Regions from separate parts of the Homo sapiens genome. Here region 1 is linked to region 2. Evidence: chromatin loops called from intact Hi-C (ENCODE). Cell type or tissue: endothelial cell of umbilical vein. All regions are shown on one strand. Links, peaks and the distances in the headings refer to the core of each region. The heading gives the core; the rest is flanking DNA.

Region 1 (2,926 bases), core at 229-2,728, 67 kb after region 2:
TATAGCTTTAATACGCACTGGGAAACAAAAATATTTGTATGACTCTTTTTATTGTGATACTTTATTGCAGAGGTCTGGAACCAAACACACAGTGTCTCTGAGGTATGCCAGAATTTGAGATATCTCTAAATGAAATACTGGGCTTCATTCCTGACTTTGCTGCAAAATGTTTTATTGGAAAAGAGAGAATTGGACATTAAGCTGAGGAAACCTGTTGAGGATGAAATAATGAGGAAGATGCATCTGTCACGCAGCTCTAAGAAATATGATTCTTCTCACTCACCAAGACCTTGGGGCGGGCTGGATATTTGAGCTCTAGGGGAGAAGGCCTGAAGGAGCCAAGCAATTGTGCCATTGAGTTTTATTATGTTCTGGTCTGCACCCTTTGGAATGGGGCTAATGCTGTCTACACTTTCGGACTCAGGTGGGGCAGGCATAGTAAATAATCAGCCAAGTGTTCACTGTTCACCTAAAGTCTTAATGAAACATGTTCACAAGAGGTTGTCCAACAGTTTTTGTTTCCAAAACATCAATGTTACTTTCATGACTGCAGGGAGTCACCACTACCTAGAGTATATGAACACTTGACTGGTCTATAATTTTAGATAATTTAACTACCTTGTCAGGGCTTTTTTTTTTTTTTTTGGTGGAGTCTCCCTCTGTTGCAGAAGATGGAGTGCTGGAGTGCAGTGGCATGATCTTGGCTCTCCGCAACCTCTGCCTCCCAGGTTCGAGCAACTCTCCTGCCTCAGCCTCCCAAGAAGCTGGGATTACAGGCACCCACCACCACGCCCAGCTAATTTTTGTATTTTTAGTAGAGATAGGGTTTCACCAGGTTGGACAGGCTGGCCTTGAACTCCTGACCTCAGGTAATCCTCCTGCCTCGGCCTCCCAAAGTGCTGGGATTACAGGAGTGAGCCACCGCGCCAGGCCCAGGGCATCTATTTTTTAAACTGGCAAGTTTGGGACAGTCATGCTTCCTTATGTGGCTCCCAGATAATTGGAGAAAATAGGAAAGGAGTGAGTGAGTAGGTGGAGAAAGAATGTGGATGAGATAAATGGCCAGTGGGAATTTGAAAGAAGGACCCATGATGTAAAAGGTGAGATTCATTTTTGGCTAAGGAAGCCTTACAGAACTGGATGAGGAGACGCACTGTATGTAGTACGTGGTGCAAAAAGGAAAAAAAAGAGTTGGATGATCATAGCAGAGTAATGGCTAGATGTGACTCAGCAAACTGCAGACAGGAAACCAGTTTCCTCCAGGTAACAATGACTTTATCTGGTGGAAGATAGTGTTGGCAGGGGAAAAGAAGTCTCACTGGGAACTTGAAGAGGAAGGAATTGTGGCTGCCATCAGTAAATATTTGGATGACAGGGCTCTCATGCGGGTGTTTGTGAGTAAGGAACGGTAACAAAGCCTGGGCCACAGCCTCGTCATTAGAGAAACGCTCACTGTTTTAGAAAAAAGAAAAATAGTAATGAAAAGTAGAGATCTGCAAAGAGGATTTGAGGTTTAGAAACAGGCGAGAGGGAAAAAAAAAGGTGCTATGTTAAATTTGAGACCCCAGTGCTGGACCAGTTTTCCAAAGAGAAGATGGAGGCTGGGCGAGGTGGCTCATGCCTGTAATCCTAACACTTATGGGGGCTGAAGCAGGTGGATTACCTGCGGTCAAAATTTCAAGACCAGCCTGGCCAACATGGTGAAACCCCGTCTCTACTAAAAATGCAAAATTAGCCTGGCGTGGTGGCGCATGCCTGTAATCCCAGCTACTCGGGAGGCTGAGGCAGGAGAGTCGCTTGAACAGGGGAGGTGGAGGTTGCTGTGAGCCAAGATCACGCCACTACACTCCAGCCTGGGCAAAAAGAGCAAAACCCCATCTCAAAAAACAAACAAACAAAACTAAACAAAAACCAGAGAAGATGGAGATAATTTAAAGAGAAAATTAAGAATGTAAATAAAAATAACTTGATGAGTGTGCTGAAGGCTGCTTGATTAATAGTGCCAGCTAACATTCCGAAGGAAAAGAAAGTGGATTAAGATTTTTCAGGAGGGAAGAGAGCAGCACACAGGTGAGCCCGGTGGATGTCGTCACTGAACATACGATAGACTCTGTGGCAGAATATCCACACTTAGCCCTTACCTAGCCCTGATTGCCTGCTTTTCTGGGAATCAAAAGAGACTGAAAACCAAATAATTTTGCTCCTGCTAGGAAGTCTGGTAAATATCTGTCAAAGAGAACCTTCAAACTATTGACTATAATGAGGTTTGTGTATCTAATTTATCCATACTAGTCTCCTCTTCCATTATCATTGATTATGGAGAATATGCTATACTTCCTTCAGTAAAAAAGCTATATGAAAATGTTTAAAAAGCTGAGTTATACATGCTAAGCATACAGGATAATATGCAACTACCCAATTTTAGTCATTTTCATGACATTCATTGAAACCTGAATACAAATAGAGAAAATTTTCCAAATACAGAATTATTTTAAAGCAGAATAAGAGTTAAGATGCCTCAAAGAAGAACGAGATTTTAGAAATAATTATAATACACAAGTATTTAAGATACTTTGAGAGTCAGCACTGATTATAAAGAGTTAAGGAGTAAAGAACAGACATACATCATAGTCATCTGTCAGAGTAAATAGTTAGAGGGCATATTCTAGCTTCCTGCCATGTATGTTCTTGTTGAAAGAAAATGTTCATTTACTCTCCCTGTCTCATTTCTCTCAATCTGACCAATTCATTTATCTCTTTCTGGCTGTACTTTCTCTCTCAAGATGTACCCATGACCAGAATACCACTCTCATGGTTACCTTAGAATCTCATGGCCTCTGCTTTGCCCAGCCTCAGGCTCGAGTCACTTGCATGACACGCTCTGTGCCCTCTCCTCCTGGTCCAGATAGCATCAGCAAACACCCCA
Region 2 (2,926 bases), core at 290-2,789:
TACCTCCTTTCTGGCTCATGTTTAGTATTTTGGGATTTGGTGGCTGTGTTTATGGTCAACAAAAGCATGATCTTCATCACTTTTATGTCTTCTTTAACACATACCTCTTCAACTATTCTGTCTTTCAGATGTAAAAATCTTTGCCTTCTTACTTCATCATCATTTTCTCTTTAAACTTATGTGAGGGGGTAGACAATCCTGAATACCATTAGGATTTACCCTAACCCTGTTTTCCATGGAAAAGAATATGTAAACTTCCATTAGGAAGTATGTGAAAGAAACTTTCCTTTAAATAAAAATGTGTAAGTGTTTAGAATTGCCCTTGCAAAGCTCTAAATCAATCACCCAGGGCTAATACATCACTTGAGGAGATGGGCTAGTGGCATTCTCATGAACGATCACCTGTGATTACAGAGCTCTGGCTGGCCCAAGATTTTGCTCTCCTGTGGGATTTGACACCATTGATCATTTTAGTTTCCTGCATCAGCCATGCACAGAAAGTCTTAATGGGACAGTATGCAAAATGCATTCTCATTACATTTGTTCTCTTTCTGTTATCAATAACCCAAGGTCATTTTAATATTCTTAATCATTTCTCTCTGAAGAGTATGCCTTTTAGAGCCACATGGCTTACCTTTCAGAAGAAATGATTCAGAACAAGAAGTTAGGTTTTAATTTTGAGATATTTAGACAAGGATGGACTTAGGCAATTGTGGAGGCTTTCACTCTTCTTTGCCAGCAGGTTTCACGTCCATTTTTCCTTCCCAGTCGCTCCTTTGAAACCTTTATTTCAAGCCAACAGTAGAGTTTTATGTATGAATTTTAAAAATTACTTTTCCATTTAACATATTTTAATTTTTTTGATGTTACTTTCTGTTTGTTTTACTATCATTTAAATAGTTTTATTTCATTCAATAAATGTGCCCTCATGTAATCCCTTGTGGTTGGACATCACTTTTCACTATTCACTTCTGTAATAGCATTGAAATGAACATTCCTGTAGTGAAAACTTTCAAGATATTCATGATAATTTCCTTAGGTCAAATTCTTGGATATGAAATTATTATGTCAAAAATAGGCACATCATTAAGTCTTCTTATACAAGTTATGAAGCATTATGATGTGAGAATCACATTTCCTCTCACCCTCTGCAAAATTAGATATTATAATAATCTGCTTGAATATGATGTATTGAACTCTCATTGATTATATCCGTATTTCTTTGATTATTGTAAGTTTGGAATTTTTAGCAGATTTTTGGTTTCTATTGTTTTATCTTGAAAAATACCCAATACAGTGATAAATCAGGGCCTGAAGTGTCATAATTTATAAGCTTACTTGCTGATGTCCAAGGAATAGCTTTTTTCAGTGCACAGAGTTTTAAGGATGTAAAATGTTCAAATAAATGCTTTCTAGTCGCACACTAATTCCTGTCTCCCTTCCAGGGTGAGATTGATTGATATTGCTTAAGTTAATATCAATGTAAATGCATCTGTTTAAACCCATCCCTTAATGTCTTTGAATTTTCTTTTTGCATTTGATGTCAAATGAATATATTCTTTAATTATTGATGAATAGTGACTGAGATGGCTAAAGTTAAGGGAGAAATCAATCATTTAATGTTTATTGGGCCCACTGGATAGTTGGATGTATATTAGACCTCTCCCAGCAGGCAATGACGGTGGACCGTACCCAAGAGTCCAGAGCCATAAAGTGAATTCCTTTCAGCATTTCATAGATAAACCATGCAGCGTACTCAGAAAAACACGGGCTAATCTTTTTTTCCTTGATCTCTCTCCTGTGTCACTATATCTCCAGCTCTATCTTTCACTTCTACTCTTTTCCTCTTACCTTATCAATTTTTTTCTCCTCACTCATATTTCCTTCCTCTGTCATTGTATAATGTGTTTTGAAAAGAGAGGATTTTAAACGTTCTCATCACAAAGAAATGATAAATATGTGAGGTCATATGGAGTGTAATCATTTAACAATGTATACATGTACCAAAACATCACATTGTACCCTATAAGTATATACAATTATTATTTGTCAATTAAAAATAAAAGAAAATAAAAAGAAGTATTCATTAATCTTCCCTCCATATTTTGTTTTGTTTTTTCCTATCTTAATTTATGGACAAGATCACACCAAATCACTTCTACAGGGAAGGGGTGTGATAAGAAAGAAGTCTCCTCCTGGCTTTGAGTTTCAAAGAGTAGAAGAGTTGCTGCATACCCTTACCAACATTTGGTGTTGTTTTACCAATCTTGTGGGTGTGAAATGTGATATTTTTAATTGTAATTTTATTTATTTGATTATAAGTGAAGTTGATTCTTAGGAATTGTTTACATAGTCTAGATATTTTATTAATCCTTTCTTAGTTACTATTATAGACTGCGCGTTTATGTTAAGGACAAATCTTGCTTAAATCTGAGAGCAAAGTAGGTGATAAAGAGAAAAGCATATACGACAACAGCATGAAGTATGTTCACACACTATACACACACACACACACATATATATATATATATATATGCAGTGCATAGGTAAAGATTAAATAATTATAATAAAATGAACAACCATATGCCCACCACTCAGTCTGAGAAATAAAATACTTCTGGTAATTTGAAAATTATCAAATTGTCCTCCCCCTCAATTACACTCAGAGGAGTAATTTTCTGTAAATAATTCCCATAGTTTTCTTCATATCACAATGAACATGTATTTGTGTATTCCCAGATACAGCGCTTGGTTATGCCAATTTTTGAATATGCCTCACTTCACCCAGTGGACTCTGCATTCAAATTTTCTGGGCTTGAGATCCCAGTTCATCACCTTGGTAGGAAGCTATATCAACTTGGGAAATTTATTTCTTCTGTTCAGTCATAATTTCCTCATCCATAAAACGCTAACAGTAACTGTACAC

Evidence for each region. A loop is a pair of places that touch in the nucleus more often than their neighbours do. Peaks named below come from ENCODE experiments on the same cell type or tissue, not always from the same donor. Only the 100,000 strongest peaks of a DNase experiment are listed, where the experiment ranks them.
Region 1: a loop joins it to region 2, with 5 times the contacts of the local background. A loop is called at or near these places in 2 of 110 quality-filtered maps.

The regions. Positions count from the first base shown.
Region 1 is chr4:165,620,946-165,623,871 of GRCh38, forward strand. No RefSeq gene overlaps it. Among named protein-coding and RNA genes, the nearest start is that of LINC01179, 62 kb to the right of the region's middle. RefSeq lists an enhancer at 1,092-1,386. In endothelial cell of umbilical vein, for the core only: no CTCF peak of the experiment used is centred there; a DNase peak (open chromatin) is centred at 1,266; H3K27ac peaks cover 1,657 bases.
Region 2 is chr4:165,553,634-165,556,559 of GRCh38, forward strand. No RefSeq gene overlaps it. Among named protein-coding and RNA genes, the nearest start is that of LINC01179, 130 kb to the right of the region's middle. In endothelial cell of umbilical vein, for the core only: no CTCF peak of the experiment used is centred there; a DNase peak (open chromatin) is centred at 1,848; H3K27ac peaks cover 1,102 bases.